Linked DNA regions of Mus musculus: region 1 is linked to region 2. The links are chromatin loops, found by intact Hi-C in ENCODE. Cell type or tissue: left cerebral cortex. All regions are shown on one strand. Each heading gives the region's core, and the rest is flanking DNA. Links, peaks and the distances in the headings are about the cores only.

Evidence for each region. Hi-C counts contacts between places; a loop is a spot of excess contacts. Peaks named below come from ENCODE experiments on the same cell type or tissue, not always from the same donor. Only the 100,000 strongest peaks of a DNase experiment are listed, where the experiment ranks them.
Region 1: a loop joins it to region 2, with 4 times the contacts of the local background. A loop is called at or near these places in 2 of 42 quality-filtered maps.

What each region holds. Positions count from the first base shown.
Region 1 is chr3:115,612,838-115,628,053 of GRCm38, reverse strand. No RefSeq gene overlaps it. Among named protein-coding and RNA genes, the nearest start is that of Gm40124, 21 kb to the left of the region's middle. In left cerebral cortex, for the core only: a CTCF peak has its summit at 5,595; DNase peaks (open chromatin) are centred at 5,561, 6,181 and 6,648; H3K27ac peaks cover 378 bases.
Region 2 is chr3:113,622,972-113,638,187 of GRCm38, reverse strand. Rnpc3 (RNA-binding region (RNP1, RRM) containing 3) reads left to right here and starts at 8,039. Exons shown (of 15, transcript NM_001038696.1): 1 at 8,039-8,325; 2 at 9,796-9,843; 3 at 13,131-13,249. The coding sequence starts at 8,134. It also overlaps the pseudogene Gm17954. In left cerebral cortex, for the core only: CTCF peaks have their summits at 7,320 and 8,210; DNase peaks (open chromatin) are centred at 8,050 and 8,396; H3K4me3 peaks cover 2,035 bases; H3K27ac peaks cover 1,573 bases.

The DNA of each region.
Region 1 (15,216 bases), core at 4,511-7,010, 2.0 Mb before region 2:
TCTCCCCTCCGTCCCCCGAGTCAGGGTCTCATGAAGCTCAGCATGTCCTCAGACTTGATGTATCGCCAGGACTGTCCTTGAACTGTTGCTCTTTCTGCTTCTGCCTCCCAAGTGCTCAGATTACAGACATGCATCATCACTTGTAGCTCGCCCTTTACCTTTTTAAATGACCTCTAGCTACAAGCGACGATGCTTATTTTTGCAATTCAGCGTCTGTGAGATCTCTGGTAATAAGGAAAGCAACTTCTGCTGTTAGTAAAATTTGTGTCATATGTTCCAAAAGACAAAAATGTAACAGAGAGCAACTTAAATGCTCTAAGTCCAGGGTGAAGTGGCTATGGAACCTAATATAGACCATCCAGAGAACAAATATCATGATGTCTTTCAAATGTATGAGTACGTCTTGTTCAGTGGCATTTTGTCGTTCATGAATGTAAGACTATAGGTTCCATCTTTATTTTCATTGTGGTACATTTTTTTTCCTCTCCCCCATTTTCAGTTTTAAGATACCTCTTGGGATGGTGGCTAGCTTTATACTGTTTTCACTCATTTAAAAACATCTGCTTCTGATGCATACAGTGCTAGGGTGTGTGACCCTAGAATCAAATGTTCTTCCATTGTGCATGACATTCAGTCTTTGTTGTTGTTTTTTAAAGTCTTGCTGGGTGTGGATGCACACATTTGTAACCCTAGCTATTTGGGATAGCTGAGACAAGGTGAAGTCAAGGTAGACAACAGATTGGGCAGTTTCATAAGACCCTGTCTCAAAATAAGGTTGGAGCTTCACAGGGGAGGTCCGGCTTATTCACAGGGCTCTGGCTTCAGGCTCTAGTATGTGTGTTGTGTTAGGCTCTGTTCACCTGGTCCTTGTGAGGTTTCACTGCATCTCCTTGTCTGCATCCCAGTTGCTTTCTTTTCTTGCCTCCTCTTTTTTACAGACCATTGGAAGCTCATCCCCTCCTACAACATTAACTATCAGTTTTTTTTCTCTTTTTTTTGTGACAACTTCCAAATATTTATGTCTATCCTTCTTCGTGTTTCCCACTGAGCCATGCAGAAGATATTCCAGTTTAGAGCCTCCTCTTCTGCCTTTCCTTTGACAGGCTGTAAGAAAAAATTTTCAATTAATTAATGCTCCTGCTGTTTATATCATCTCCTATCAGCTCTTTATTAGCAATGATTATTCCCAGGACTAAAGTACAAATTGTGAGAATTACTCTTCCGATTGTCATCTCATCGCTACATCCGACCTGTTGCTGTGTTAGTTAAGACAATACTAATTGATGTGATTCTCAGTTGTTGAAGTTATCAAGCCATTTTTCTTTCTTGGTCAGTGTGGCTCTCTGCTTTTCATGGGGACAATAGAGTGGAGTGGAATCTGTGCCTTGCCTCTGATACATCCTAGGCTATATGATCACCACACACAAGGAAAAGAATATGGAAGTGAGGTTTTGGAGGTTTCAGGTCTGATCTGGAAGTAGTTTCAGGATTCTTGCTTAATTTTAGTCTCCTTTGGCTTGAACTCTGGCACATGAGCACGGTAACTGCCAAAGTGCCTGGGAGAAATGGCTTAGGTGGTCTAGGTATGAGTAAATGCAGAGAAGGTGGCTATTATTAACTACCTACCTCATTCTGCCAATGGCTTTCTTTGGTATTGTTTCTTATGTTAACTTCTTTGGCCATTTTTCACTGTTACTGCCTAAGGGTAAGCCACTGTCCCAATGAGTAGAGATCAGTGCAATGTGTATTGAATTATTTATGTCAGTTTAACTTCTTACTGCCAGGCTTCCTTTCTCTAATACATCACCGTCATTATATTTTAGATTTTATTTTTAATTACACACCTATGTGTAGGTATATTTGCAGTAGTCTCAGAGGCCAGTGATGTTAGAGTGACTTAGAGCTGGAGTTATAGGTGGTTGTGAGTCAACCGATGTGGTGCTGGGATAGAACATGGGTCCTTTGCAAGTGCAGTTTGAGCTCTTAACAATAAAGCCATCTCTCTATCCTTTATTTTATTATGTTTGAATAAAACAGTAGGCTCAGTTGTGACAACTCCACACATGTGTATCTTTGTTCATTGCTCTACCCTTACCCTTTCATTATTCTTTCTTGTCCTTGCTGACAGTTTCCTTCTCTTTCCAAATAGTATAACCTCTGCTTTCATGTCTTCTATATATGTGTGTATTACCAGATCTATTGTCTGTACATGACAGAACGTGCATGCTAGTCACTTTTCTCCCTGTATTACTCTTTCTTTCTTCCCCTTACCTTCCTTCCTACCAATTGTCCCTCTTACTTTTATGCTGTGTGTGTGTGTGTGTGTGTGTGTATGCATTAATTTTCTTTTGGTTTGCCTACAAACAAATGGGTTTTACAACAGCAGCAGCAGCAACAACAAGAACAAGAACAAGAACAACAACAGCAACAACAACAACAACAACAACAACATTAGGAGGGAGCCAGGGTGAGGACATTGGGAGGGCTAGCAGGATGTAGTGGTAGGAAGATATGATTAAAGCACTTTATACAAACATGAAGTTTTCAAAGCAGGAAAGCTATTGAATTGGTTTTCATCATGATATTCTCATATATTACTCACTCCTGACTTCCTTCACCCTGCCTCTAACCTTATGGGATGTTTTCAACTCTAGATTTCTTCTACACAGGAGAGAAAATGAGGTGTTTGCTTTTCTGCATCTGGCTTATTTTACTTACCTTGATAGTCTCCAGTTGCAGCCATCTTCCTGTAATTACATAACTGCATTCTTCTTTGTGGCTGAATTAGAACTCGTTTGCATATACATTCTTCTCCAGCGAGTTGGACCCACCATCCAATGAACATCGATAACACACTCAGTCAGTACATGCGCTGTAGTGTGTAGAGCCTCCAAAGTGTCCATGAATCCTCATGCCTCTGGGTTCCATTCCTCAGTTCCTTCATGTGATCAAACTGAGTTTCTGAAAGGGTCCAGTTTTTGGGTTTTTCTTACTTAGTTACCTGCATCTTCTGCTCAACTGGACATACTAAAAGTAGAACGATGAGTGACTTTGGTGTTAGAGAATGACTCAATTATGGCTCTGTCACCCAATAGCTGTGCGGCTTTTCTATTTATCCATATATATATATGTATACATATGGATCCCCTTCCCTGGGAAGACAGAGGCATAAAACCCACCTGCTGCAGACTAGATGTTAAACAAGGTAGCAGATCTAACAGCCTGGATTGATTGGTATCACCATAATTACTACTCAGTATTCGGTGGCTTGTAATTATTGAGAATACCCTCTTGTATTGGTACCCGTGCAACCTCCTCTCTTTCATCAAGATTTTGCTTAAGTATCTTTAAAATTAGGATGCCTGCTCAGCTCACTCTAGCCTAAAGTGATCTCTTACTGTTCTGAACTGTCGAATCTACTTATGCGGCAATTAATCTTGTAGTAGCTTATAGTCTTTTTGTGTGTGTGTGCATAGAACTTTTAATGATATCTTTTGTTAGAAATCACTTCCCCGTGGAGTTTCTGCTGCTTGCCTGTGAGATTTGGGAAACTTGCGACTGTGGCTTACATATTCTTTAATCTTCGCAGCCCTTCCCAGTGATGGATGGCTTCTTTGGAGGCCTATCAATCAAAGCTGTTTGACTTAATAAACATATTTCTAGAGCTGACTGCTCTAGTCCTAGCCAGACTACAGAAGGGGATCTGTTTGTAACATGTAAACATTTGAGTTGACAGGTTTTAAAGTACCCATTAGGAGGGATGGCTGCTCAGCATATAAGCTTACATTTAAGAAGCAATTGATGAGATGGTGAATATGGACCCTGCTGGCATCCTGGCCCCCACATGGGGACCATTCAAACACTTCCTATTAGTTATAACTTCCTGGCGGGGTAGTGTGGGCTCCCCATGAACAGTTAATTATGGGGAGCAGGTTCATTACTGCAAAGTGGTTGAGTTTAGAACAAGCTAAATAAGAAGATTAAAATCATTTTGGAAGAAACATTTCATGGGATATTAATACATAGGCTGTAAATAATGAAGGATAATGAGAACATTAAATTCCAGCAACAATGTATTAACTGCAGAGGGGACTAATTTGTAAATGAATGTTTTGCTTCTCCCAGGGACGGGTTCTCATTTGCTGAAAGGAGGGTTGAGATTGGCCACTGTTGAGACACCTTTGGTGAGATGTGAGAGTAGCTCCTCGCAGCTGAGTCCTCTGGCCCACTGCAGTGTTTGGACTTGGACTTCACACCCTTGTGCTGATGATCAAACTCAGGGCATTGAGAATATTAGGCAAGTGCTTTACTACTGAAGCTCTGGGCTTGGATTCTTCAACAGTAGTGAAAAAAATACCCTAGGGTAGGAACAGAGGGTTCTGTTTTGTTTATTTTGTTTTGTTTTGCTTTTTGTTTTTTGCTTTTTGTTTTTTTTTTTGTTTTTTCTTTATAGCCCTTTAAAAATGTTGAAAAAGTTCATTGAGTATTTTCTGAAAGTTTATTTTTCCATGTATTTTTCTTTCATTTTTTTGAAAAATTTTAAATTAAAAATAGATTTCTCTCCCAAACAAAGTACCCCTGCCACAGTGTCCCCTTCTCCCTTCCTTCCAGCTCTCCCCCTCCACAACCATGCTTTCCCGTTCCCCTTTCACATCTCTGTTCTGCGAGTTTACTGATAGGCCATTTGGAAAGGAATCAGAAGGAGAGGTAGGGGTGTTCCTCTACCTTGAATTATAATTATACATTAGTACTCCATGTTGTAGAAAGGAATCGGAACACACATGTTGTTAACAGATTAGCCTGTGCACATGGAGTTGACCTCACCCTCATTCCAAATGAGGATGAGGAGTAAAAGGCTGATAGTGGCAGATGCTGACTGGACCAAACATTTTAAGAAGTACCCAAGCCCAGGCACACAGAGGCAGAGGGTGTAGTGCAAGGGATGCCAGTGAGAGACACACAGACAGCACAAGTCTCCGAGAAAAGTGTGGCGGACCACCTGATCTGAGAGGCAAGCCTGAACTCTAGAATCTCTGGCTGTGCTGACTCCTCTCTTCTGTAGAGCCTGCTGGTTAGAGATGAGAGGGAAGGCAGTGTGCTTTTTGAAAACTGATTTATGTCAGGCATGGTGGAACATGCCTTTGATCTCAGGACTCAGGATGCAGAGGCAGGTAGATTTTTATGAGTTCAAGGCTAGGCTAGTCTACATAGTGAGTTCTAAGCCAGCTAAGGCTACATAGTAAGACTTTGTCTTAAATAAATGTGCGTGTGTGTGTGTGTGTGTGTGTGTGTGTGTGTGTGTGTGTGCACATGCATGTGGAGGTCAGAGGACAATTTATGCAATTTGTTCTTCTCTTCTACCTTTACATGAATTCCAGGGATTCAACTCAGGTCCTCAGGTTGTACCCACTGCTTTTTTTTTTTTAAATGTCAGTCTGCTGCTTTCTTAGATCACTGACTCCCTTTAAAATACAACTTACAGATTCAATTTCTGTGTCTGCTTGTTGGTGACAGGCCTCGTGAGCTGATTGCAGCTACAGTTCCCAAGAATAGATTCCAAATGCTCTGTTTTCTGTCAGTGGTGGGTGTGGGCATTACATGAGCACTGGCAGTTCTCTAGAAGATGGCTTGCACTAGACATGGAACAAGAGATTTCTCCATTGCTCCTTACTTTCTTCTGAAATTATCTCACCGTGAATGCACTAGAATGATGGAAAATAAAGGAAACAAAGCTAATAAGTGGAGGGGAAAAAGAAACTACTGCTTTGTGAAGCTAGCCTTTGGTAATTTTCCTTCCCTCCCTCCCTCCCTCCCTCCCTCCCTCCCTCCCTCCCTCCCTCCCTCCCTCCCTCCCTCCCTCCCTTCTTCCCTCCTTTCCTTTGTTCTTTCTTTCCACTCACCTTTTAGGCCAAGAGCACTCTGAGCTCCTGATCCCTGTTCCTCTGGCTCCTGAATGTTAGGATTATTTGGCCACCAAAGTCTGATAACGGTATTTTTTTTTTTTTATAATGAGAAGGTAGAGGCCGGTCTCTGGAGTTTGCTCAAAGACAAGCAGTGTTTCGAGACATGATGTGTTGGTAACTAAGGGCGACTGTGGCACTCTTGACATTGGCCTTTCTTCTAAGGATTGAATGTATTTCCTATTTCTCAACATAGTTTGACCCTTAGCTCTTCTTGCTAACATTCCACATTCCCTTTAATGCTATGAAAAGAGAGCTGGAGACAGGAAGGTGTACAGTGACTTACCAGGACTATAAATTAGTAGCAAAGACAAGAATAGAAAATGAAATGGGAGAACAGTTATTTCCTTTAACTACTATGTGCTCATTGTCATTGATGAAACACTGTTACGTTGCTAGGATACTTATGGTCACTGCTGCGACGCATTGTTCTTCATACAATGAAGATGCTTGCCTGATTCATCTCCTCGTGGTCTTAATAATCACATAATTACTTTCTCCAATTCTCAAAACTTTTTAAAGTTATCCTGGGTATTTTAGTCAGGTGCGGATTAGAAAGTTCTGGCTTCAGAATGGCTTTTACAGGATGCGCTTCGGTAATTACAAATCTGTTTGTTTGCTTCTGTTCTGTGTCGTTTTGAGATGTGATGTTGCTATGTAGCCCAGGCGTTCCCTGGATCCCTGCTCCTTCTGTTTCTGCCTCCTCGGTGCCGAGATGATAGGTGTGAGCTCAGCAATGAACAGTTATGAAGAGATCACAGAAAGGCTCACATTTTCCTCTCCTGTGCACATTTATTTCCACAGTATTCACATTATTAGTTGTTTGTTTGTGCTAGGACACTGATGTGGAGGTCAGAGTACAGCCTGCTGGAGTGTGGGATTGAACCGAGCAGTCTTGGCAGCAAGTACCTTTACCCTAAGCCATCTCTCTGCCCACATTTTTGCTCATTTAAAAACTATCCCCTGGTATAAGCAACCAGCTATCTATTATCCCAGCACTTGGAAGGTGGAAGCAAGAGAAGGAGTTCAAGGTCAGCCATGGACCCATGATGTCCAAAAATTCATTTTTAACTCTTAAAATGACAACCAACATTGCCTGGTGAATTTTACACTCCAATATGCCTGGGTAGTTTCAGAAATGCAGAAGCGCCATCTCTAAAGGGAGCTGTGTAACTGTGTAGATTCCCTTCGGATCTTGAACCTCCAGGCAACATGAGCTGGCAAAGGAACACTTTTAAAAACAATATTAGAATTTCTTTCTTGGGCAGAAATCCAAATGTTGATCTGTTTTGTAACACAATTTTATTAAAGTCTAACACAGTTTGGTCTACAATTTTTCAAAGTAGTATTAACTAACTTTTGCATTTTTATTTATGAGACAGAGTAGCCAAGGCTGGACTTGAACTCTCAACAATCCTGTTGCTTCAGCCCTCTGAGTCCTGAGGTGGCAAGGCAGGAGTTAGCATGTATCCCACTACTCTTTCTGGTTTTGATCTCTCAACTTGTTAAGTAAAGAACAATAGACAGTATTTTCTCTCCCTGTGAAGCACAGAATAGAACCTTATGAACTCATAAAAGTATTAGTATAATTTAGAATCCAAAATGTGAAATGTTCGGTGTAATTAACAGAGAAGAGCTTGCCTCGGAAGTCTCCAAAACTGACATCCCATAGACGTGCATGGCTCCCCAGTTTGGTAACATTAATAAACAAGTGCTTTTAATTTAAGAGTAATTATGAATCCATCCATGTGTGAGTTTTCTAATGAAGTCAAATAAAGAAATCAGCAGTGGGGAGACATTTTTCAGTTCTTAATTAGGAAACTAGCAGCACATTTAATGGTCGTAATTGTCATTGGAGCTTTCCCAGAACACTGCTCTTGTGTAACGCCATGATAAACTCAGAGTGTGTAGAGCTCAGGTTGACAGCACAGCTCTTGGAGTGATGAAATCCTTCTTTCTGCCAGCTCCAGAAGTGGTGTTGTTAATCATGTAATGTACATGCTCTTGGCAGAAATAAAATGTGCTGGGATCCTGGGAAGGAATGAGCTGTAGAGACTGCGAGGAAAACTTGTGACACAGACATCCCTACACTTGGTTTATGTTGAGAGACCTTTGGCAACATAACTGATGTCAAAGCTACACTATAAGGCAGTAGTTCTCAACCTTCCTAATGCTGTGACCCTTTAATACAGTTCCTCATGTTGTGGGGACCCCCAACCATAAAATTACTTCATTGGTAATTTATAACAGCAATTTTGCTACTGTTATGAATTGAATTGTAATGTGACTATCTGATATGTAGGATATCTGAATGTGACGTGACCTCTGTGGACGGTTGTTTGACACCACACTGAAGGAGGGTTGAGACCCACAGGCTGAGAGCTGATGCTATAAGGGCATTAAAGAACACAAGTATTGATTCTTAACACTCTCTGAAAACGATTCACTATCATGTTGACCAAGTGAAGCTGAGTTTATTGCTTAAATAGAGAGCATATCTCTTTAATAATGACCAAAGAGATAGACTAGGGGCAGATGTTATGAATGTAAGTGGTCTAATTGAAAGTAAGTGGACTTTCCACGTGTAGTAGGATAGCTGGGCAGTCCTACCTGAGATGTGGAAATGGCTTTAGTTTGTTGAATATGTGTGCCATTCATATCTTCCTAGGCAGGGACTTTCTGTAGCATATTAATATAAGAGCTGTTGTTTTTATTCCTGATGGTTTAGCCTCTAGGTACTCAGATTGATTCAGAATCTACCCACAAGCTAGACCTCTAGGCCATTCTCTCATTTCTTTCTCCATGCATTTATCTACCTTCCTTTTCAGCCAATGCCCCTCCAGCATTTGCTATTCCTTAAGCACCGCACTTGACAGTTATGGGTACAGAGATGAATGCCGAGTTTTACCTTTAATAGGCTTCCAGGTCTAACAAGGATAAGAAATACCTTCATACATGCCCATAATAAGTAGTACTGCATTGGTAAAAGTCAAAATAGGGAGATATGAGACAGGAGGTAGTTTTTTTGCCTGACTATAAAGAGATTTAAATATAATCCTTAAGTGATTCACCTTTACTTGGCAGACAGAATAAAGAGATCTATTTCAACTTTGTCTGCATATTGACATTACCTGGACATTGGGAAAAATGGTGGCTCCATCAAAATTGGTGAGTGTCCAAATATCTGGGATAGAGCTTGTCCATTGACTATCTTGGTAATTCTACTGCTTGGTTTAACTTTAATTTAAAAATAGAATTTTAAGTCTCTGCCAGGCGATTGGGAGCCACTATAGTTTTCAGTGAAGATCCTGACAAACATTGTACAAATGATGGAGGATGGAAGCCCCTGAAGATGGAGACCCCATGAGGTGGTCTTCTGTGAGGTGATAGTCTTAACTGAAACAGAGAGGAGGGCTGCAGAAATAGACAGATTCAAGGGATATTTTGGTGGTCCTTTTATTATCTACATTTTAATTTTAATTAACTTTATTTAATTAATTCTCATCATCATATCTATTGGACATTAAGTGACTTTCAGGCTTATATACAATATGTAAGTCTGAGGAGAGAGAGAGAGGTAGGGAGAGAGAGAGAGAGAGAGAGAGAGAGGGAGAGAGAGAGAGGGAGGGAGAGAGAGAGGTAGGGAGAGAGAGAGGTAGGGAGAGAGAGGTAGGGAGAGAGAGAGGTAGAGAGAGAGGCAGAGAGAGAGAGAGAGAGAGAGAGAGAGAGAGAGAGAGAGAGAGAGAGAGAGAGAGGGAGAGAGAGAGAGAAGCTGTAGAAAAGTAGGATAGTGAGATGTTACAGAATCTTCTCTAGATTCAATAGATTCAATAGATCATCTATTGGTTCTTTGTTCCAGTGGTAGCAAGAGTTGGATCTCTTGGAAGTGTTGGGCAGAGTCCTCATGGATGGGACCAGTGTCTTTATAGAAGAGCTTGAGAAAATTAGCTAGCTTTCCTCATCCCTGCCCCATGGGAGGATTCTATACCCAACCATTCTATAGCACACAGTAGACATCATCTTAAAAACAGAGAGCACGACTTCACCATACATCATCAGTCATTTGCTAATGACTTAGTTGGAGGAGAAAGAAAGTTGACTCATGAGATACTCTATGACCAGGCATGGTGGTATACTCAATTCTAACTCTTGGGGGGTGGAGACAAGAGGATGAGGAGTTGTCAGTCATTGTCACCTACACAGGGATGCTAAGGCCAGCCTGGACCACATGCTATCCTGTCTCCAAAAGCCAACCTCCAAAGACAAAAAGGAAAATAGAAATAAGGCAGCAATGGCGCTAACACCAACAACACCTCGTCTGAGGTATTTTGCTGTAGCTGTGTGAGTGGTTGGAGACAGCTGGTTGGAAAGTCCTGGACCAGGCAGGATGAACTCTAGAATATATTCTTTGGATTTCTTGATGTGTAATTCATATGCTGAAAGTCTTATTGGTCACAGAGGCCACAGAGGTGTGACTTACTGAATACAGGGTGAGAAGTGGAAACCGTGGGTTTAGGCAGCTATTTTAAGAGAATTGCTGTATAGGGCAGTAGAAAAATTGTTGTGATGTAACAGATTTTTTTTTTTGTAGGATGAGATAGTCTTCAGCTTGTATAACTATTCACAGGACAGATACAACACAGAGATAAACTGCTCCTTACCAGAGGCACAAAAGCTGATTCAGGAAGAGGCTTATTTTTCTATAAAAAATAATGTAAATGATGGTATGCCGATGTGGGAATTCACTGCTTATTTCTTTTTCATAATTATTTGGTGTAATTTTTCAATCATAGGCATTAGGGAATAAAATATCATTTCTCAGCTCTTTAGGTTTTCTTCTTGCTCCTTCCTCTTCCAAAATTCACTTAAAAGCTCACAACATCCTCACATTTCATTTTGATCCTAACAGCTTCATTAACAGTTTCTTTTAGTTGAATATTCTCGAACATAACCTTTTGCGTGGAGCTGAGCTATTGCTTAGCTCCCCAGAATTAACCTTTCTAACAAAATATTTATACATTTTCAAAGAGAGTACAGAGAAACAGAGGTGTGTTTAAAATTTGAGAAATTGGATGTGTTGGATGATAAAATATATTTAAAATTATTAACATCATTTCGCACATTGAACCACATAACTTAATTAAAAACAATTGTGCATATGGGGACAGAACACAGGAGTCAGAAAATTTGAAATATATGACACTTTCATTTTTTTTGTATTAGTGAATTCTCCTTAATTTTCTATAATCAGTGATCCTGCCTAGAATTTTTAATAACATTAGTATCCATAAACTGCCACAAATTACAATTTAGTCAAATTACTATTTTCAGTTTGAATGCTGAGCAATTAGTAAATTCTATTCAAGGGTGAGCCATTCTGTTTCTAAGACAACACAGAATTGGACTTTAAAATTACTATTTATCCTTTCACAGTTACACACACACACACACACACACACACACACACACACACACACTGTACTTTGATCACACCCCTACTATCTTCTTTTAATCCATTCCACATCTGCTTCCCAATAAACTTCCCTCCTACTTGCATATCTGTTTACATTTTAAAACTCCATACCATTTAATTAGGGTTGCTTGCATGACGGGGTGGGTGTTTGAGCAATGGCAATTTACCAGAGCTATACACTGAGGAATATGGCTAGCTTTTCTCCAGCAACTGCCTATAAGAGGGGGTGGGACCTCATGAGCCCTTTCCCCATTCATAATGGACTACTGAGGGGTAAGTTTGTGTAGGCCTTGGGCAGTTACAATTTTGGCTACAACAGCTCTGTCATTTCCAGAAGACATCATTTGACAGCTCTCCTCATTCTTTGACTCGGCCCCCTTTCTGCAACATTCCCTGCATCCTGGAGGGGGCGACACAGGTCTGTCTTTTAGGGTTGCCTTTCTTATTCTCAGCACTGACCTACTGTGAGTGTCTGTGCTAACACTGCCCCATGCAGCGGCTTCTCTGAGAAAGGCCGAGAGCAGCACTGATCTCTGGGTGTAAACACGAAGATTTTGAAGGCAGTTTGACACTGCCGACCTTTAAAATCATTGATCCAGTTGTTCTGGCTACTGTAATGGTGAAAGTAGATTGAGAGATGATGATGGATGCTATTTGGAACGCTCTCATTACATTGGTCTTGTTCCAGGGGAGGCGGTATGAAATCGCTAAGGTTTTTTTTTTTTTTTCAAACCAAGGAGACTGTCTTTACATAGAAAACATTTTAATTTCGGTGTAATTTCCTTTCTGAATTTCAGAATCTGAAAAGCAGTCTGAGAAATAGGCCGCAGGGAGCTGAAATGTTCTATGTCTCAAGTACGTTTTAACAATTTCTATACAGTTTCCTTTTAAAAAAAAATCACCCAACTGCAAAAAAACCGATTACTCAAGGAGACACCCGATTTCATCTCCTTTCTGCTCTTGACAGACCATGCAATGTATTTCCAAAGAGTTCATCAGTTTGTGCTCGCTCGTTTTTTTTCTTGAAGGCTCTCTCAGGCATCCTACATTTTACAGCAAGTAAAGGGATGGGTCCTTCCATGCTTGTCTGTGTCGTGTTACGCTGACATGAGCGATTGTTTCCGATTAGTTATTGCATTACATGGTCATTGCGTTTCCTCTTTCCTAGACTGGCCTCAAACTTGAGGTCCTCCTGCCTCAGCTTGGAGAGTTTGGCTACAGCCCACCCCAAGCCTTCCTCCTCTATTGCTCCCCATTGACAACGCGTACATCACACAATACCTGAGAAGTTCCTTGGGACAGTGAAGAGCAGTGCAGCTCACATTAGTCTAGGATAGCTCACTCGGTAGCAATACAGCTTTGTGGCATTCAGGACCGATGCGTGCACCAAGATAAAGATGGGGTATCTGACCAGAGTACTTCTTTGCTTTTACCAACCTATAAATTTATGTTAAAAAACCATCTTGCTGGAATGAGTGAAATCATAATTGGATATCAATGAGTTATGATCTATAGAAGAATACAGATTTGTAAAACTGATACTTTTTCTCTAAAGGCTGGGCTAGCTTTTGAGGTTGAGGATAAGTACACTTACGACCATTTTCTTTTAACCCTGAAATCATCTTCTGAGGCTAAGCCTGCACCTGCGACCGTGTTAGGTGTTTTGGATCTAAGTCTCATCCCTCAAGGGACTCACTGCCTCCTGAGGAAGAAAGACAAATAGACAGCCATATGACAGTGTGATAACTGCTGCGATGCGTTGGACCACAGAATGCTTTAGGGACTGAGGAAGAAAATACCAGACTATAGAAAAAAGAGAGACTCATCAGATTTTCAAGGAGCAGAGGACATGATATTAAACCTTCTCCTGGAAGGGCAAGTCGGAGCTGCAAATAGAGAAACAAGAGGAAGAGATTCAAGGTTTAAGGGAAGCGTACACCAGGGCATAGTAACATGCGCATTTGGAGAAGGATAAATCACAGCAGATGACTTCGGCTTGAAATGCCTCCAGAGCTTACAGACAGAACAGGCCATCACCATGTAAACTTCATGGAGAAGAGAGGTTTGATTCAGGTTTACCCTAGAAAGATAGCCACAAGAAGGTCAAGCAAAATGAGAGATAAAAACATTCAAGAAAACCCAAATTATCGTCTGAGGCATCCTTATGAAAGCATTTGTGGACATATTTGAGTGTTCATCTTAGATGGACTCAACATCACCAGTACAAAGTTTTCAAAAGATGAAAGGTGGTTCAATGCCCACTACCAACACCAAACACTGGCATTTTTTGAAAGGGAAAGACAATGTCAGACTATAGTCAGAATTGTAATTCTGGTTTAAGACAACTTTAATATGTAAATTTGGTTTAAGGCAATTAGTTCAGTGTAGGAGGCTATTTTCAGTTTTATTGGCATTGGGTAAGGATTGCGACATAACAGTCTGGGGATGGCAGACATAGCAAGGGAAGGATTTCTTTAAAATCATCAAATATTAATTGTGTAAAATAAGTCTCACTGTTACAAATTTCATAAGGCATATTTGAATTTGTGGTTTCAAATGCTTTATTTATTTCACATGCATGTCTGTGTATGCACGCATATACATGCCGTGTCACTCGTGTGAAGGTCAGATGTGAGCATGCAAGAGTGGGTGCTCTCCTTCAGAATGTGGGTCCTTGGTATCAAACTCAGGTGATCTGGATTGTGGGCAAATGTCACTACCCTCTGAGTTATCTTGCCAACATTCATATTGCATTTTTATTATATTTTATTCACGTCTTTCTCTTAACCCACCTTCTGAGAGAAGGAAAGAGAAAGGAGGTGGCAGCTCCCTGGGAGGGGCAGGTTCATTTCACAAGAGATCACACTTTTCTTGTAAGCCAAGGCTTTTAGGATGCATGGGTGAGAGGTTGGCCCAAGTGGGAACCTGAGGTACTATTTGGCTGGGTAGTGCTAATGGTTAAAGTAGGAGGTGCAAGAATGCTATGGACAGTGTCAGCTTGGAGGAGCGTTGGGAAATGGAAACCTTTAAGTACAGGAAGCAGGTGCTGGTCCAGCTGGGATCTAATCACAGGAGGAGCCGAGTGGGGACATGGAGTAGAGTTGGTTCCTTCACTTGAAACTCTGAAGTGGGACCTGAAGTGAACATTGAGTCCTACTCTGGTTCTCACAATTCCCTCATATTCAATTTCCTTATTGTTCCCCTTTCTGCTTCCATGTCAGCTTTTAAAATCTTAATTACTTAATTAATTAGGTTTTAGGTTCCTCATATGATTGGATACATGGGGTAGGACTTTTCTGATTGGGCAAAACATGTGTCGATACTTGTTATACCACGTGAATCCTCAAAAAAAAAGATTGCCGCTTTCCAAAAGAATTGAAATAATCAAGTGGGTAAGAGGCACTGTTCTACAGATACCGAACCAGCCTTACTCCCTCCCTGCTCCAGTCATTGATTCTGTTTGATGGGCCAAAGCTCAAAACAAAGATATCACCAGGAATGGAGGCTATGCTCATATTCAATGGCGTGGACTTCTGCTTTGCCAAGGCCAGACTAGTTACGTTTCCCACTGAGAGCTCCATCTGCCAGGAACAGAGATCAATACAGAATCTCTGGTATGGCACCATTCCCAGGGGTGAACAGCCAGCTTTCTGGCAACGAGTTTATTGTTTTCGTTGGGGGAAGTGATAGTGTTTTGTCCTTACCAGAATCGATACTCTAGACAGGGATGTGTCTTCTTTGTTCACAATGCTTCTGAGAAAACTATTATCTCTATACTCATAG
Region 2 (15,216 bases), core at 6,934-9,433:
TTAAGCCCCCATTTAAAGTATTCTACTGCTTTCCAAGTCCACAGTCCCCAAATCCACATTTCTCCAAACAAAAGCATGATCAGGTCTATCACAGCAATACCCTAGTCCCTGATACTAACTCCTGTCTTCGTTAGGGTTTTACTGCTGTGAACAGACACCAAGACCAAGGCAAACCTTATATAGGACAATGCTTAATTGGGGCTGGTTTACAGGTTCTGAGGTTCAGTCCATTATCATCATGGTGGGAGCATGGCAGCATCTAGGCATGCACGTTGCAGGCAGAGCTGAGAGTTCTACATCTTCATATGAAGGCTGCTAGTAGAACTAGCCACCACCACTGCACATAGGTAACAGATGTGTAGTTTCGTCTTTTTGCAGTTCCCTGAACAACAGAGCAAGGGCTGTTCCTGAATCTGTTGTCTGCCTGTAGATCCCATTACCCTAACTGGGCTGCATTATCTGGCTTCAGTGGAAGAAAATGCACCTAGTCCTACAGTGACTTGATGTTCAAGAGTGAGGTGATACCCAGAGGGCCCTCCCCTTCTCAGAGGAGAAGGGGAGGGGTGGGTAGTATGAAAAGGGGGTACTGGGAGAAGAGGATGGGCTGAATGTTAAGTTCAGAAAGAAAAAAAGAAAGAATGAATGAATGAAAAACTCAATCAAATAAAAACAACATTGGTCTTTATTGGCCAATAGGCCCAATAAAGAATGAGAACAATACTAAGGATGGGGGAGGTTATGAAATACAATATTCAAGTATCAATATTGGAGGTGGTAGGATGGCTACAACATCCAGGAACCTTAATATATGGTCATGTCCCTAAATCAAAAAAATCTACAGGACAGAAGAATCAGAGATTAAACTAAATGCGTAGAGCAATTATAAAGTAAATTATAGTGGAAAGTTAGCCAAATCTGGGTAAGAAATGAGTATTCAGGTAAGAAGCCCTTATAACACAAACAAGCATGACCAGGGTTTTCATCAGTTTTCTTTTTACTATGTGTACTGGACAGTTTTATGTCAACTTGACACAGCTGGAGTTATCACAGAGAAAGGAGCTTCAGTTGGGGAAATAACTCCATGAGATCCAGCTGTAAGGCATTTTCTCAATTAGTGATCAAGGGGGAAAGGCCTCTTGTGGGTGGGACCATCTCTGGGCTGGGTGTCTTGGGTTCTATAAGAGAGCAGGCTGAGCAAGCCAGGGGAAGCAAGCCAGTAAGGAACATCCCTCCATGGCCTCTGCATCAGCTCCTGCTTTCTGACCTGCTTGAGTTCCAGTCCCGACTTCCTTGGTGATGAACAGCAGTATGGAAGTGTAAGCTGAATAAACCCTTTCCTCCCCAACTTGCTTCTTGGTCATAATGTTTGTGCTGGAATAGAAACCCTGATTAAGACAGTATGATAAAGCATCCTGATGAAAAAAGCTTAATGTGGTCAGGATTGATGTCTTAACAGTTAAGACAGGCCAGGTGGTGGTGGGACACGCCTTTCATCCCAGCGCTTGGGAGGCAGAGGCAGGCAGATTTCTGAGTTCGAGGCCAGCCTGGTCTACAAAGTGAGTTCCAGGACAGCCAGGGCAATACAGAGAAACCCTGTGTGGAAAAACAAACAAACAAACAAATCCACAAAACACAAAAAAACAGTTAAGACAGTTTACTACTCTTAGAGATGAGAGGGTTAAGTTTCCAACTTCCACATTGTGGTCTTACAACTGATTGTAACTCCAGTCCCAGGTGTTCAAACTTCATCTTCTGGCCTCCATAAGTACCTACATGCATATGGAGCAAATACAGGTGAGCCAACACACATATCTGAACACGAATAAGATTTTAACAATAAGTAGAAGTGTGACACAGTAAAGATTTTGTGTTGGCTCAGTTTAAATTTACATTACATGATGTTGGGGAAGTCAAGAGAGCAGGATCTTAAGGGAGCTGTTCACCATGCATCCATTACCAGTAATATTTATGCTCAGCACAGCATTTCCTTTTTAAAAATCCAGCATCCCATACTAGGGAATGGTGTCATCCACAGTGGGTGGGTTTTCCCAAGTCAATTAATCTAACCATACACAGATCTCACAAGTATACTCAGATACTTGTCTCTTAGCTTGTCCAGATCTTGTTAAATTGATGATTAACACTAACCATCACAACCAGAAAAACATCTCTCCAATGCCATATATTTGTCAAGATGTTAAAAGAATATTCAAAGGGATATTATGAAATCCTTGATTAGATATTCCACTGAACATTTCCCTTTGCCAATATCTTTCAGAGTTGTCCCAGAAAGGGTTTGTAATTTTGCCTCTGTTCATGTGTGAGTGCTATCTGCATAATGTGCTGAACTCTGGGAATGTGAAAAGTAGCTTGGTCCCTAGTTGAGCTAAGGCTCAAAATCCCAGAGCTCTGAAAGAAAGGTAGGCATTTTGCCTGTTCCTGGACACCAGGACCCTGTCACTAGCCTCAGCTTTCCTTCCCAGACATCCCTCCCTGCAAAAGGTATTTAACTTCAGGCCTACCCTGAGAAGTGGGGTATGGTTATACTCATCCACTTTCTACCATGTCAATAAATGCCTTAAAATTAAGGACTGCTTCTATTCATCGGGATCCACCTTGGGGAGTCATGGAGAAGGCCTTTGCCTATAGAGCTCAAAGAAAGAAGATTTTGTGCTTTGTCTGCTTGCTCCTGTCTCAATAGCAAGTCCATTCCTTCACTGGCATCACTGGCATTAGAGCTTATTAGAACTTTTTTTTTTTTCCCCCAAGACAGGGTTTCTCTGTGTAGCCCTGGCTGTCCTGGAACTCACTTTGTAGACCAGACTGGTCTTGAACTCAGAAATCTGCCTGCCTATGCCTCCCAAGTGCTGGGATTAAAGGTGTGCACCACCACCACCCTGCTTAGAGCTTTTTTTTTTAGGGTATATGGCATATATTGAAGACTAGGGGAGTCATCCAGACTTGTAGACTGGATGTTGGACCTTCTGTTCATAGGAAGATGTTGTTGGATTAGTTGGACTACAAACTGTAAGTCATTCTAATAAATCATACATATGATTTATTAGTTTTGTTTCTTTAGAGTACCCTGAGTTATATGGATTTTGGTACCAAGAGTGGTTTTAGAGCAACAGAAGTATAAGGATGAATTTTTAAGTATCTAGAATGGGCTTTCCAATTTGCCAACACCTACAGTTACCAAAGTCTCTCCAGTTACTGAAGCCTCTCCTGTATTTATTGAATCTGTACATAGAAATTTTGACTGTTTGTCAAAAAATAAGAACACTGAAGATGCTGGATGGTTGCTCCTAGAATCTCTGAATAAGCTGAGAAAGGAATGAAATGAGAGTTTATGATAAAATTAATAATTATCTAGCATCTCAGAATACAGTGAAGGACCACAATCAACTTAGTAATAAAATTGACAGCCATTCAATGTGGATAAATAATCTAAAGGTTTCTAAGTGTGCCCTGGAAGAGATCTCTTCAGCAGGCACAGAACTCTCCTCATGAAAAATAAATCTGAAGCCCTTATTAGAGTAGTGACTGAATTACAGTGAAAAATTAAAGTCCCTTCCTTAGACAATGTTGGCAGTTAAATTAAGAGCAGTAATTGGTAAAGAGTGGGATCTATAACTGTGGGAATACCCTGTGTTGGATCAAATATGCTTGGCCTATAAGGAGTGGTACTGTTAGGAGGTGTGGCTTTGTTGGAGGAAGTGTGTCACTGTGGGGGTGGGCTTTGACAGTCTTCCCCTGGGGCCCTTCAGATCAAGATGTAGAACTCACAGCTCCTCCAGAGCCATGCCTGCCTGGACACTATCTTTGTGACTTGCATACAGCCTCAAAGGTAAAGATTCTCTTCTAACTAACAATTAATAATCCTTATATAACCTTGGCAAGGTCCAAAGGGATATTGTAAATTCAAGAGCTTGGTGAGATTTCTAAGTTTTGTTTACTTCTTGAATTATAACATAACTTAGTCTAGGCAGGGGTGTTTTAATTTGAGGAAATACACACACACACACAATATATATATATTGTGTGTGTGTGTGTATCCAATATATTGTATGGTTTCTCCCACAACCAGGATCCACAGGTCCAAAAATAAAATGGTGAAAGGGGAATAGTTCTACTCCCTATTATCCCTAGTGGCCCACTAGGATTTTTTTTCTTCCTGTTATCAGAATTTTACATTTTGCTGGGTTAGAAGCATTGGTTTCCCAAGGGGGAAGCACTCCTGCCACAATAAACATTCCATTGAACTGGAAGCTTAGACTTCCTCCTGGACACTTTAAGCTTCTGATGTCCTTAAACCAACAGGCTAAGAAAAGAACAACAGTGTAAGGAGGTGTGGTTGATACAGAGGACCATGGTGAAATTGGATTGCTTTCTCACAGTGGAGGTAAGAAAGCTTGTGTCTGGAGTGACTGAGATCCTTTAGTGTCTCTTGGTGCTACCATGTCTTGTGATTAATGTCTATTGGAAACAACTGCCTAATCCAGGCAGGCAGAAAAGGGGCACAGACCCTTCAGGAATGAAGATATGGGTCACTCCATGAAACATGCCAAGACCTGGTGAGGCAGTTGCCAAGGGAGGAGAGAATACAGACTGGGTAGCAGAGAAGGGTAGTTATAAATAAAAGCAGGGACACGAGGATTCTAAATTGACATGAGTGCGGACAGATACTTGTTTTCTCTTCAGTTTATCACATAGCATCAATTAAGAGAGTATTAATGGTTATCATGTTTAAGTTTGAGATACTAAAAGAATATCCCTCAATTGTCACCTATTTGCAATTTAAATGTGTTTGCAGTTGTATGAAGAATAGCTATGTAGACATTATTATGACCTGGTTAAGTATGTAATGAATTTGAGACTGTATACAGAATAGTTATATTTAGGCATTATTTTAACCTGGTTATGGTTTTCATTTGGAAATTAGTTATGTCCTGAGATGATTGTGTGCCAAGCTGATAAGGGGTAGACTTGTAATAACTATTCTTGATGTTAATTTGACTACATTTGGAATTACTTAAATGGAAAAGTGAATGTCATATTGGTGAGGGGCTTTTGATTATTTTGAAATGGGAGGATCTACTTGTAATCTGGATCTTTGAGGGAGAAACACACACCTTTAATCCAGATTTAATCAGGGCCAGCCACACCTTCTGCTGGAATCCTATATAAACAAACGGAAGAAGGAAGCGTTTGCACTTTGCCTGTCTGCTCTCACCTTGCCAAGTCCATTCCTGCACTGGCATTAGAGCCTACTTCTTTGGGATTTCAATGTATACTGAAGACTAACCAAGACAACGGACTTGTAGCTGAGCATCTACTGGATTCTTAGACTTTGTATTCATAGCAAGCAATTGTTAAATTAGCTGAACCACAGCCTGTAAGTCATTCTAATAAATCTTCCCCCCCCAACTCTCCTTCTATAAGTTATGTTACTATAGACAACCCTGACTAATCTAACTAGCCGACAAGCTCCATAGGTCCTTTGTTCTCTACAGCACTGAGATTGCCAGAGCAGATCATGACACTTAGCCTTATGTTTTAAATTTACTATAATTATAACAACTCTCAGCTTTTAAAATGTGGTTTCTGGGTTTAAACTCAGGTATATCTGCTTTCAAGATAAGCATTTTACGGACTGAACTATCTTCTCAGTCCTAGCAGATTGCTTAAAAAGCAAAGCAGAAATCAAAATGAGTATGTAAGCTAAGGAAGAGGGCAAGAAAGGGAACTAGATTAGATCATTATAAAACTGAGTACTTTTTGAAGGATGTTTTTGGGAAGGTAGCCCAACCAATGCAAACCCTCAGCTACAACACAGGAAACATATATATATATTCTCTTAGTTGAAAAGAACTTCTAGATAAAAAAGCACATGTACATTTTAGTTAGCTAAAAAATTAAGTTGGACATATGAGACTTGCCCCACCCTCCAGCCACAGCTTCCAGGTCTGCAGATCTGTGGTTTTGGATTTCTGTTCCACAGAATGAGGTTTACCAAAGTTGTCAAGAATAAAGCCTACTTTAGAGATACCAAGTGAGATTTAGAAGGCTACCAGAAGGTAAAAATGACTACCATGCTCATAAATGATTGCTGATAAATGGCAAAATTAAGCTGCTCAAATATAAGATAGTAGTTCATGCCACTACTCGATTGTATATACCTGTAAAAGGAGGATATGATAGGCTGCACAGCATATGTATATGAACTGTCAAAATACAGGTGAAAGTTGGCCTCACCAATTATGCTGTAGCCTAGTATACTGGCCTGCTGCTGGCCCACAGGCTTTGCAATAGGTTTGGAATGTACAAGATCTATGAAGGTCAGGTGGAGGTGACTAAAGATGAATACAATGTGGAAAGCATTGATAAGACTATCAATGCTTGGCACCTGCACTTGGTATTTGGATGCAGGTCTTGCCCAAATTACAGTGGTACCCTGAAGGGAGATGTGAATGGAGGCTTGTCTATCCCTCATAGACCTAAACAATTCCCTGGTTTTTATTTTGAAAGCAAGGATTTCAATGCAGATGTACATCAGAAGCACATCATGGGTCAAAATGTTGCAGAAGAAATATTGGGTTGCTCAGAAGAAGGGCACACTTCCTCACAGCTCAGAAATGAGCTGCTGAGAGCTAAAGCAAGTTTCTATTAAGCTTTTTTTTTTTTAAATAAAGACAATAAACTTATTGACCAAGGCACAAAAACTGATGCACTTTCTTAAGAGCTTATGATAGATATTTGCTCCCATAAATACTGTACTGGTGTGTGGAGGGGAGGCATATTGTTTTATAGCCTCACACTTGTGAACTAATAATTTGATGTGAAACGGAACTAGATTTCCTCTGAGTGCTCCCCACTTTTTCTTTTCTTTCTTCCTTTCCTTTGTGTCTTTACATAGCTCTGGTTGTCCTGGAACTCAGTGTCACCCACGCTGGCCTCAAAATCACTTGAGATGCATCTGTCTCTGCCTCTTGGGAACTTAGAATGAAAGGTGTGTGCCACCATGCCCGGTTTCTGCTATATTACTCATAGTGAAATCAAAGAGATTTTTAAACGTAAAATTTAACTATTCCTTCCACACACTCTTAAGTCTGTCGGCTTCTGTTCCCATGAGCAAGGTTCCTAACAAACCTCTAAGGTTCACAAGATCTGTCTCTAGTCACTCAATATTTTGGTAATTTATCTCCCCATGCAATGCTTCCTCAAAGCGGATCTTTGAAGTACTGTGTACTAACTGGCTCATATCCATCAAGCAAATTAGAAGTAAAAGACACCCTAGGACTACGGAGTGAGCATACACATCTTGATTAATCTGTAAGGGATATTACTTTAGACCACCAGGGCCGAATCTTAGTCACAACAGTGTAGACTCCAACTTGGGTGCAAGGGCTCAGATCTCACCTATTGGTTAGCAATGAGTCTTAATCTACGTCAGTACTCTCAGTCGTGAGGTGGTGAGAAGAGAACTTACATCCATGAATACGTACGCTAACACATTTTTAGGTATTTACTCATGGAAGAAGCCAATTTTGTTTAATAAACAAACCGTGGCGAGAACTTTCAGCCTGTATTTGCCGACTGATAACGGCGTGCTCTCTCGCCTGCACTGTTGAATCTGAGGCTGGAGACTTGTGTTTCACCAGTCCTAAATGCTAGGAACACACTTGACATTTCCCGAGCGTTCTCCATTCACCAGCCAGATTCACTTTCTGAAAAATCTGGATTAAGAGCCCAGGGAGCAACAGCCCTTGCACGGTTCCTTCAGTACTTGATCCCTGGGATTACAGTATTTTTCTTTTGCATGACTGACGTTCTTCGATGAGATTGCTGTCCTTCTAACAGTGGCGTCTCTTTCAGTCTTTATTTTATTACAACCTCTCATTAAACTTAAAGCACGACTCCTAGGCGCTCTCCCCCGCAACAGTCCCGAAAAGAGAAGAGCGACTCTCCCGGAGGCCATTCTCGCGAGGAGTTCTCCTCTCGCGGGATTTCCCTGCGTCCAGAATCCTTAGCGCGAAGCGGAAACTATCTTCCGCTCAGCCTCGGTGACTGCGGGAGTTCGGCCGGAAGCTTGCGCGGAGGTTCCGTCTCTGGCCGCTTCTGCAGGGAAGCTAGATGGCGGGGCCTGAGCCGCCGATGCCGCTGTCCCGAGGCGGCCCAGGCTCCGCTTCGCTTTCTCCGCCCCGGGGAGACCGCACCCTCCTCGTCAGGCACCTGCCGGCCGAGCTGACGGCTGAGGAGAAGGAGGACTTACTGAAGTACTTCGGGGCGCAGTCGGTGCGCGTCCTGTCAGATAAGGGGCGCCTGGTAAGCGTGCGCAGCGGGCGGGGCGGGGCGGGGCGGGGCGGGGCGGAGCCGGGCCGCTAGGACCGGGAGAAACAGGACTAGGCTCGCGGTCTGCGCCTGCGCAGCTTGCCTACCAGAGAGGCGAGCATGGAATTGAACCTTGAGCCAGTTAGATTAAGGCTGAGCCACGCAGGGACTGTGTAGAGGTTTCTACCGGCGAGCGCACCCGCCCGGTCGAATTCAAAACTAGCCTAGACTTGAAAATACTGTTTCTGTTAGATTCTCATAGTCGTATGCAAGGTTTTTGGTTTTGTATTTTTATTTTAAAAAATTGCTTTTAAATCCTGGGTTGTAGAGCAGGATATACATAATAGCAAAAATTTGAGTGTAATAGACTTAATAGATTAACAAAATGCAAATACAAATATCCCTTAATTCAATCTAAATACAGTAGGCTCTCCTTGAATCAGATTGGACAAATTCAGAGTTCTAATAAACAACTCAAACTTACCAGTAATATAATTTGTTCACCTTTTTCAGGATGGTATTCAAAATAGAATTCAAATGAGAAAATTAGACTTATTACTGAAATTATAGAAACAAAGCAAAAAGAGACAATGCACCTTGAGGGGTGATTTCACTGTTAGTAAATGATTTTAAATTTTATCTTGTATAGACTGAAAAGACTTTTGAGTGAGATGAAAAAGGGTATTCCATATGTATAAATTTTTCATTTTAATAATGAATCAAGCTTCTCCATGCATCACTTTTGTGTGGACATGAAACTCACAGTCTAGAAAGGCTATGCTGAGGGTTTTTTTTTTTTTTAAGGTTTTATTTATTTATTATATGTAAGTACAGTGTGGCTATCTTCAGATCTCATTATGGGTGGTTGTGAGCCAACTTGTGGTTGCTGGGATTTGAACTCAGGACCTCTGGAAGAGCAGTCAGTTCTCTCACCCGCTGAGCCATCTCACCAGCCCTAAATGTTTTAAGAGTGATCTTTTTTGGAAAGAGGAGATGCTTTAAGATTTATTATACTTTTAATTATGTTGTACATTTGTGTATATTTTGGGGGTTTGTAGGAGTACAGGTGGTTATGAAGTTGCTGAACATGGACATTGGGACATCTTCCCAATGATGCCCTTGGTAAGAGCCCTACTGACTTTTACCACTGTCCCATCTCTCTGGTCCCCAGGAGTAGAGAGTTTTTTTAAAAATTGTGGTCTGTTGAACTCTTTGCTATTATAAAATATATTGTGTTTGTCCTTATTCATTTATGTTGAGAGGCAAAGCTGAAGAGCGTGCAAGTCCAAGAAGTCTGACCCTAGAAGATTCGGAACCTCTAGACTGAAACTAGTGATCAGTTAAATAGTCTAAAATTTCCATCCTTTCCGATACTTTCATTAATATATTGCATGTTTTTAAAATGTTACTTTTTATTAGACTTTTGAAACACTGGAAATAATATGTGCCTTAATTTTATTTCAGAAACACACAGCATTTGCTACTTTCCCTAATGAAAAAGCAGCAATAAAGGTATGTCTTTTTCTTTATTGTTAAAGTTTTCAGAGATTTCTTATCCAATCTTAGGACAAAAGTGACAAGTAATAATAAACTGTCCTTTTTAAAAGCAAAATCATTTGTGTCCCAAGAGTTTTCCCAAAAGGTCACAATTGGCTTGACAGATATCAGAGCTTCTCCAGTGCTTAGATACTGAGACTTGAGAACCGTAGATTATTAAGTAAGAGAAGGATTCTAGTATAATTTAAAAAAAATTATAAAGCATATTAGATAAACATATCTAGTGTTTATGGTTCAAAAACTTTACAAGTATTAAAAGGTATAAACCCAAGGAATCATTTGTAAAAGCTATCCCTTTTGAACTAGGCCTCTGATTCATTGAATTTTGACATGAAAACAAGAAGAAATGGGTTTTTCAGGTTTAAGAAACAATGGAATTGGCCATGAAATGTGAGAAGTCTGTCAGGAGCTAACATCAGTGGTAGAACTAAAAATGTGAGATTGTATTTAAGTGGAAGAGAAGTATTAAATTTTATTTAGTAGGTGTCCTAAAAGAACTTGATACTACTGAGAAGGCTAAAAATAGGCTTAGACTGATGAAAATTTTGTCTGGTAGGGTTTATATTTATATATTAGATTTGATGTAGAGAAAAATTACAGATAGACTACATGGGAAGCTGAGGCAGAAGCAATAGGTATCTGAAAAGGGCAATAAGAAAACAAAGGGAGAGAAGTACATGTATGCTTTGGAGGAAAAGGTTTGAGTCTTATTTTACAGAAATTATTTAGTAGAGTATTGCATAGAATGCACAAGGTTCTATATCCAATCCCAGTACTACAAGAGTATAGTTTGTAGGTCTTAGTAATACAAGATTTGAGAACAAAAAGTACTTCAGGATCCTAAGTATTTTTCTTTTAAAAAAAAAAAATGTCTTTTTTGCCACTAGTACACATGTGGAGGTCAGAGGATAATAATTGGTTCCTCCTTCCACAGTCTATGTCTCAGTCTTGGCAGCAAGCACCTTTACCAGCTAAGCTGTCTTTCCATTTCTAGTTCAGAGTTCTGGGCTGTTTAGCTTCTCTGACAAAGGAATATGAGGGTCTTTGCACAGGCATGTAATGATGTCCTATGTTACCTGTTAACTTTGAGGTGTCCTTCTGTGGAAACAGTAAACATTTTAAGATATTTTCTAGAACTGAGCAAAGTTAAGAAAGTTACTCTTAGTATGTAAATGACTATGGTGGGCCAAAGGAAGATTAGCCAAGAGAAAATTTGTCTTATTAAAAAAGAAAGAAAGAAAAAGGAATTGCAAAAGTGAAAAACATGTTTTGTTTTGTTTTGTCTCTCGAGACAGGGTTTCTCTGTGTAGCCCTGGCTGTCCTAGAACTCACTCTGTAGACCAGGCTGGCCTCAAACTCAGAAATCCCCCTGCCTCTGCCTCCCAAGTGCTGGGATTAAAGGTGTGTGCCACCACGCCTGGCCGAAAAACATGTTATCTTGGTGCAAAAAATAGGTTAGAGATTTTGTGATGAAACATGCTGAAAAGTGAGCATACTCGTACTACTCAGGGTTAATCAGGGCTAAACGTTGAAACTATTAATGTTGGACTGGCTGGGTTTGTGTGACAACTTGACACAAGCTGGAGTTATCACAGAGAAAGGAGCCTCCCTTGAGGAAGTGCCTCCATGAGATGCAGCTGTGGGGCATTTTCTCAGTTGGTGATCAAGGAGGGAGGGCCCATTGTGGGTGGTGCCATCCCTGGGCTGGTAGTCTTGGGTTCTATAAGAAAGCAAGCTGAGCAAACCAGGGGAAGCAGGCCAGTAAGAAACATCCTTCCATGGCCTCTGCATCAGCTCCTGTTGCCTGACCTGCTTGAGTTCCAGTCCTGACTTTCTTTGGTGATAATCAGCAACATGGAAGTGTAAGCTGATTAAATCTTTTCTTGCCAACTTGCATCTTGGCCATGATGTTTGTGGAGGAATAGAAACCCTGACTAAGACTGTCCTGACTGGTCTGGACCTTACTGAGTAGAAGTCTTTTCATCGAACTCACAGAGATTTACCTTGCCATAGCCTGTACCTTTTCCTTCTGAGTTTTGGGAATAAATGTGCCACCATACTATGCTCAGAGATTTTTCTTAAAACAGGGAAATAACTCTTCTTTTTGAGGGAGGAATACCATAACTTTAAAAATATTATATCTTATCTCAGTTACTAACAGGTCTCAGTCAAATTGCACACAATAAACATATATAAATGTTTTAGTTTAAAGTGTGTCATGTATGGTATTATCTTCATGGTACTTGATTATGATTGCAAATATATAAAACATGAAAAGACCTAAAAATCTGAATTCAGATCTCAACCATTTCTGATAAGAGATATTAAACTTGTTTATATCCATATTTTGGATTATAATTGACTACATGATTTTATATGATTATTAGGGGATGTGATTCCTCTACTTGAATGAAGCTGTAAAACAGAACACTTTCCTTTATATATCTAGAGCAGTGCTGCTCAATCTGTGTCTCGCAAACCCTCCGGGGATCTAATATCAGATAACCTTCAGGTATATATAAACACCAGATATATAAATATCAGATATATTTCCATTCACAAAGTAGCAACATTATGGTTATAGCATAGCAACATGTTTGGGGTCATTACGACATGAGAAACTGTACTTAATGGTTTCAGCATTAGGAAGGTTGAGAGCCACTGATTTAGAGTGTAGCTAAAGAAGACTTGATAAAGGATGGGCTGTAGTAAATAAGTCTAAACTTCTGGATTTAGGTAAATATACAGACTTAATTTGTGATAACAGATGTAAAGTGGAGCATATAGGTGCAAATGCTAATGTTTGAGAGTACACAGTTCACATTTAGTCTCATGTGTCTCAAAGTAGATAGAAAGCAAGGTAATAGTCTAAGAGAATGGGAGAAGAAACTGTGAGACTACATATCAAGGAAAACATACAAAAATTTCTCTTAGAGATTAGTGCAATTTAGGCCAAGATTGTGATTGTATAATTTTATCTGTTGTCAGCAAAGGTCACCTTGAGATTTTTGTAGTTGGAATTTATTGGTAACCGGAACACTTAATTATTTTTGTTTTATCACGTACAAGCAAAGTTAACAGAGATTTCATTTTACTAGAGTACTTTGATTAGTAATAATGGTAAAATAGCCCATGATAAGACATAACTAAAGAAATTTAGTTAAAAAAGTATAAATTATCGTCTTTTAAACTGAGTAACAAGCGTTTTGTTTTTTGTATTATATTTTGTATTGTATCTAAAGGCACTGACGAGACTCCATCAGCTGAAACTTCTAGGTCATACTTTAGTTGTTGAATTTGCAAAAGAGCAAGATCGAGTTCACTCCCCATGTTCCACCTCAAATACAGAGAAAAAGAAAAGGTATGCAGACATTCAGGTGTTCCTACCATTTTGAAATAAGTGTGTTTGTGAGTGTGTGTGTGTTTTTCAGTGATTTTTATAGTTATTGCATTGTTGACAAATACATTGAAAGCATAATAAAATGTTTCTCTAGTAAATTTAAAAATTAAGTACTATTTTTCCTTCTAGTTGTGCTGAGGACTGAGGTTTGAAAGATTAACAAATGAAGTGGAAAAGAAGTAGGGTGGATGGCATTATGCATGTAGTGGAAGAAGGACAACTGCAGGCTAATTACCCACTGTCCAAAGTGTATGGGATTTATAAAGAGTTTTATTCATTTGTAATATCCACCAATACATGATTCTTTGAAGTATTATCCTAAGCCTAAACATGAAATTCATTTGTTTCATATCTTCCTGTATACATTTCCTGAAGGTAATTTATAGAGCACTTTCAATATGTCCATGGTTTGTGATCTATTATTACTAGAGGTTACCAAAAAAATCTTCTAAATGGTACTATCATGTTACCTCAGTTTCAAACTTCATAGCATTACAGATTCCATCCTGTAGTAATAACACTCTATTAGAGATAATAATCAGTAGAAAATTACAGCTTCTTTGTTGGTGTTCTCACATTTAGACTCTTGATAATGTTTGGCTGTGGGTCTATGTACGTGTTCACATCTGCTGCAGGAGGAAGCTCTGATAACTAAATATGTCCTATGACAATAGCAGAATATCATTAGGATTGATTTATTGACACTTTTTTTTTAGATCTGTAAGTAATATTTGCTTTTACCCTAGGTCTCTGGGCTATCTAGTCTCTGGTTCTTGGTTACCCAAGCAGTGTCAGGCATGGGTTCCCTCTAGCTCTCGTGGAGTAGGCCTTAAGTCAAATCAGACATTGATTGGCTACTCTCCCAGGTTCTATGCCACTATTGCTGTAGCATATTTTGCAGGCAGGACAGATTATAGCTCAAAGGGTTGCTGTCCACATTTCTCTTTCAGAATCCTGTGGAGTATCTTCACACTAAAGGCACTAGAATGTAGGGGTGAAGGCTCTATGTAGGCATCAGCTTGACTTGTCCCTTCTTGTTCAGTGAGTTTTGTGGGTGTTGTCCTTGGCAGTGGAACCCCACTGTCAGTTTGTAAAGAGTAATCCTTCTTAACAGCCTGGGATGTTGGGAATTGCCATGAGATTCCCATGGCCAACAACTCTATTGAATGTAACCTAGTCCTGTCCTTAAGGCCTTGACAGGATGGCAAGATGAAATTCGATGTCACTCATTACTAGGTACTTCATTAGGATCATCTTCATAGATTCCAGGAAGTTGCCATTTTACTCGTTTTTCACACCACCTCTCAAGTGCTTCAAGTTCTGGCTGTTTTTCCCCCAACTTTCTCCCTCAATTCTATCTCCCCTCGATCACAGCCTGATTCCCATACACAAATCCCCTCTTGTCCTTAGTCCCATCAAATCCCTCCCCTCAGAGCTCAGGAACTCTCAAGGAAGAAAAGACAGAGTTTAAGAGCCAAGGCGAAGGTAGAGGATACCAGAGGAGCAAGGCCCTCTGAATTGACTAAACAAGGTGCATGTAAGCTCAAAGAAACTGAAGCAGCAGACACAGGCCTGTATGGGTCTTCACCAGATCTTCTGTGTATATATTGTATCTATTGGCTTGATATTTTTATAGGACTCCAGACTGAGAACAAGTGGGTCTCTGACTCTTCTTGCAACTTTCTTCCTCCCCTTGGGTTGTTGTGTCCTACATAAATATAAAAGTTTTTGCTTTATCTTATATTTTTATTTTGTCATATTTGGTTGTTATCTCTTTGAAGTCTGTTCTTTAAGTGTGAGAGACAGAAGGATCAGAGGGAAGGGGAGTTGGTGAGAAATTGGGGGTAGAGGGAGGGGAAACTATAATGAGGGTATATTGTATGAGAAACAATTTTCAATAAAGGAAAATAACGAGAAAAAAATTAGAG